Regions from separate parts of the Homo sapiens genome. Here region 2 is linked to region 1. A link is a loop called in an ENCODE intact Hi-C map of the cell type or tissue named here. Cell type or tissue: heart left ventricle. All regions are shown on one strand.

The links. A loop is a pair of places that touch in the nucleus more often than their neighbours do. Peaks named below come from ENCODE experiments on the same cell type or tissue, not always from the same donor. Only the 100,000 strongest peaks of a DNase experiment are listed, where the experiment ranks them.
Region 2: it touches region 1 in a loop (2.2-fold over the local background); 3 of 110 quality-filtered maps call a loop at or near these places.

Annotation. Positions count from the first base shown.
Region 1 is chr21:39,087,913-39,090,412 of GRCh38, reverse strand. No RefSeq gene overlaps it. Among named protein-coding and RNA genes, the nearest start is that of LINC02943, 4.6 kb to the right of the region's middle. In heart left ventricle, a CTCF peak has its summit at 1,317 (motif pointing left); no DNase peak of the experiment used is centred here; H3K4me3 peaks cover 369 bases; H3K27ac peaks cover 1,914 bases.
Region 2 is chr21:38,956,006-38,958,505 of GRCh38, reverse strand. No RefSeq gene overlaps it. Among named protein-coding and RNA genes, the nearest start is that of ETS2-AS1, 19 kb to the right of the region's middle. In heart left ventricle, no CTCF peak of the experiment used is centred here; a DNase peak (open chromatin) is centred at 1,178; H3K27ac peaks cover 65 bases.

The DNA.
Region 1 (2,500 bases):
GCCCTAGTGCCAGCTGTGGCCTGAGATAGGCCAGGTTGGATCCTGGCTCTGACATTTACCGTATATGTGAGTTTGGATGGGCCACTTAACCTTTTATAGTTTTATTTTCCTCATTTGCAAAAAGGGAATAATAATAAAACAACAACTTCCTTTTTTTTTTAGAGATGGGGTCCTGTTTTGTTGCCCAGGCTACTGGAGTGCAGTGGCACAATCACAGCTCACTGCAGCCTCAAACTCATGGGCTCAAGTGATCCTCCCACCTCAGCCTCTTGAGTAGCTGGGACTACAGGCATGTGTCATCACATCTGGCTACTTTTTAATTTTTTCAGAGATTGGGTCTCACTATGTAGTCCAGGCTGGTCTCAAACTCCTGTAGTCTCAAACTGGGACTACAGGTGTGAGCCACCATGCAGGGCCTAAACACAACTTAGAAAATTGCCATGAGGATCAGATAAAATCACATACAGCAAGTACCTAGTGTATGACTCTGTGAGGGCCACCTAACAAAATACCACGGACTGGTGGCTTAAGCAATAGACATTTGTTTCCTCCCAGTTCTGGAGGCTGGAGTCCAGGATCAAGGTGTGGGCAGGGTTGATTCCTCCTGAGGCCTCTCTCCTTGGCTTGTAGAAGGCCTCTTCTCCCTGAATCCTCACAGGGTTGTCCCTCTGTGTGTGTCTGTGTCCTAATCCCCTCTTCTTATAAGGACATCAGTCTTATTAGATTAGGGCCACCCAAATCCACCTGCTGAATGAGTTCCCTGGGCCTGCTGTAACAAACCACCACAACCTGGGTGACTTCGAACAGGGGTCCCCAACCCCGGGCCATGGACCAGTATGGACAAGAGGCGAGTGTGGGCGAGTGACCATTACCGCCTGAGCTCCACCTCCTGTCAGAACAGTGGCGGCGTTAGATTCTTATAGGAGGTTGCGCCTTATTATGAATTGTGAGGGATCTAGGCGGTACGCTCCTTATGAGAATCTAATGCCTGATGATCTGTCACTGTCTCCCATCACCCTCAGATGGGACTGTCTAGTTGCAGGAAAACAGGCTCAGGTCTCCCACTGATTCTTCATTCTTGTGAGTTGTGTAATGATTTCATTACATATTACAGTGTAATAATAATAGAAATAAAGTGCACAATACGCATCATGCCCTTGAGTCATCCTGAAACCATCCCCCCCGTGTGTGGAAAAATTGCCTCCTGCAAAACTGGTCCCTCGTGCCAAAAAGGTTGAGGACCGCTGGCTTAGAACACAGAAATTTGCTCCCTCACAGTTCCGAAGGCCAAAGTCAAGGTGTGGGCAGGGTGGCCCCTGCTGGCAGCTGCATGGGAACATGTATTCCAGGCTTCCCTCCTGTTCCTCATGACCTCCATCCTTGGCCTTCCTTGTATGGAACCAGCATCACTCCAGTCTCTGCCTCTGTCTTCACACGGCCTTGTTTGCAGGATCTCCTTTTCTGTCTCCTATGAGGACACGAGTCATTGGATTTAGGGCCCGCCCTCATCCAGGATGATCTCATCTAGAGATCTTTACCTTCACCCTTTTTCCGTTTAGAAAATAAAGTGCAGCTCACTGCCAGTACTCATTTTTTACATAAACATGCTCTTTGAGGCTGAAGCAAATCTGATGGATTTTCAATGTGAAAATAAAATACAAAAACTGTTCTTGGAGTTATTTCTGCACAGAACTAACATCAGAATCGTCTAAATCATCAGAATCATCTGTTTCGGAAGAATCGGATTCATCAAATGAATCTCTGGCCAATAACTGTTTTCAAGAACAATGTTAACATCACGTGCAGGAATGCGACGTTTTCTAGGATTTGACATTTTCAGCACTCGAGAATTACTATAGTTTTGTAAATGGAAATACCACTACTAAAACCAGAATGCTATAAATGGAATGATGTGTTTTGTTTCCAAAGTCAATACACTAGAGCGATTTGAAAATAATAATAAAAGCAAGGTATTTTGCAGCAAAGTTATCTTGGGGTAAATGCTGCTGGGGAGTATTCTTGGGCAAGTGGGAAAAGGGTTAATGATATCTACAAAGACCCTTATTCCAGTCAAGTCACATTTGGAGGTTCTGGGTGGACATATCTTCTGGGAGGGGGCACCATCCAACTCACGACACCCAGGTAGCTCCTACAAATGCTGACGTCAGGCTGCACCGAGGTCAATTACATTACAGTCCCTGGGGCTGGGATCCTGGCATGGGGCGTGTTTGAAGTTCTGGGTGATGCCCGAGAGCAGCCTGGAGTGCAGAAGTGAAAGGAGCCTTTGTATTTTCAGTTGCCTTTAAATGTCCGAAGAACCCATCCTGATACAGGCTCAGAGGAGACCCTCTTGGGGGAGGGGCTCAGTGTGATTTGTGCCCAGCCTTCCAGTCTTGTCTGGTTCTAATCGGATTGTGGTGGGGTGTGTGTGTCCTTTTCTGTAAATGAAGCACATGAGCGAGCAGTCGTGGCCACACCATGCCCCGGCTTCAGTGTAATG
Region 2 (2,500 bases), 130 kb after region 1:
CTCCACCGAGTGTCTCTTCCTGTTGGTAAACAGAGATAACAGCCTAATCCTGGGGCTGCTGGGAATGACACTGCCACAGCTCTGGGCACCTGTCAGCCAAGGACAGATGGCGACCACTGCCACCCACAGTCTGTCCCAGGGAGAATTTATGGTGAGACTCCTGGGGTCTGGGAACATCCATCCATGGGCTGATGTTGAGGGTATGCCCCACCTGGAGGAATCGTAGAGTCTTTCTGTCAGTAACATCCCCATTGACACCTAGCTAGACCCTGGCCTCTGCTCCCACTCCACCATGTCCATCTCTTACTCCATCATCCTACACCTCAATGATGTCAACATTCCTCTCCCTGCTCCCTCTTGGCCTCAAAGTGTGTCTGGCAAAAAGCAAGTCCAGTCATGACTTTCCTTTGCACAGAGCAGTGAGTGCCATCCCACTCAGAGGCAAAGTCAAGGTGCTCCTGGTGGCCACCTGGCCTCAGTGTACCTGCCTCACCTCTCACCTGCTCGTCCCCATTTACTCCATGCCCACAGCCACACGGCTCCCAGGATCAAGCTGGCCCTACTTCCCCCTAGGCCCTTCCCACTCCCTCTGCGTAGAAGGACCATTTTCCCCCCAGGTAACCACAGAGCTCCCTCTGCACCTTCTCTCCCTGTTTGCTCTAAGATCACCTTTCCACCAAGGCAACCCCTCCACCCGCACCGCCCCCCCAGCTGTCTTTACCCCATAACTCTTAGAGTTTCCTTATCTGTTTCCTCTCTGTCTCCACCTGTAGAGTGGAAGCTCCAGGGAAGAAGGGATTTTTTGGGTTTTATTTTGTATTTGGCAGCTACTTCCCCAGTGCCTACAGTGGTGCCCCATGCTCCATAAGCCTGGGGGAATATTTGTTGAATGAATGAATGAGTGCAAGAAAGAATTAAAAGCAGCATTTGCTAAGTGTCCTGTCAACCCATCTGTTCAGAAATGGCTTTGGCATTTCTGTCTGAAATGAGTCACCTGCTTAGGGGCCTCACGATTCTTTTCTCCTCGCCCACAGAATTTATTTTTTAATGATGAAAGGCTGGATCATTTGAAATCACTGTGGGATGTGTGCTTTTCTAGCCCCGAGTGTGGCGCTGACCATGTAATTTTCCATGCACCAGTTTAAGAAAGCAGTAGATTTCCACCAAGAAAGAGGAAGGAGCTGGCGGCCAAGCCGGGAGTGGTATTTTACTGGGGAAAAACAGGGGTGGCTGATATACAAAGCAATCTGCAGGCTTGGTGCTGACACCATAGCCTTCCAGCGACCAGGTGCAGAAGCTCAATATAGAAAGCTCCAAAACGGAATGTTTATTACCTATTACCTGAGAAGTACACACTTTCAATTTGCCCTGCCCCGAAATGTATTTCTGGGAAAGCAGCCTTATCTCTAGCGTGGCTTGGTAGCAACAGCTCTGCTTAGTGTCATTATCTGGAGAGCAGCTGTCTACACTCACCTTTTAAAAAGGTGCTTCTAACAAACAAGCAATCTAATTTATTAAGCAAGCTGGCTTGGGCTGAGGGAGGAAGGCAGGTGCTTTCATTCAGCTTGCTCACAGGATATTGTTCTTACAGAGCTTCCCACTTGTTTGTTCTTTATTCCCTTCATTTCCCTGCTTAAGAGAGCTGTTTGCCCGGCACGCTGATTTACAGAACAGGGAGTGATCTGGATTTATCTGTGGGTTCACTGGCCTCCCACAGGGCTTATGGATGGTCTCAGTTTCAGCTGCATCACACGCTGCCTGATGAAATTGACAATATTCGGCCAAACACCAACTGCATGTGGTTCAACCTAAGGGTATTTTACATTGAAGGGCAAAGTTACAGATTTCAAAGCAAAAGACCCAAGTTCACATCTGATCACCTGCTAACTGGCTACGTAATCTTGGGAAAGTTCCTTGGTTTCTCTGATCATTCCTGGTCCTCATCTGTAAAACAGTTCAATTAATAGCCAGCTAGGAAGCCATGATGGGAAGCACTTGCGGCTGCTTATATAAAGCACTCAGCACAGTGCCTGGCACGAAGGAAGCTTTCAGTAAGTGGTTGGTGGTGCTTATTTGCGGCCATGGCTTATTGAGACTGGAAGCTGTGGGGACTCCGGTGCACGATGGTGGATGTTCCATGAATGCTGGCAAGAAGAGTGAGCATGGGGTGAGCTGAGAACTCAGAACTTAGCTTCTTAGATGCCTGCTTTGTGTATAGTTTTGCCCTGTCCTAAAGCCCAACGTGCACCGATGTTTTGCATCATTGTTCCTGTTGCATATGTTACTTATCACTCGTCATGAGCTTGTTTATATCCACCCACAGTCAGGGGTTCTCCTCCTCCCTCCTCTGCAGGCAAATCCATGTCTGGCTCTCCAGGCGAAGGGGGTGGGGTGAGTGGTGGACCAGGAGGTCCTGATGGGGTTGGCCTCAGCTTGCCCTGGGCATTCTGCAGCCTATGGCCTCTCCATAGCCACTTTGCCTTTTATCTCTGGCTTCTCC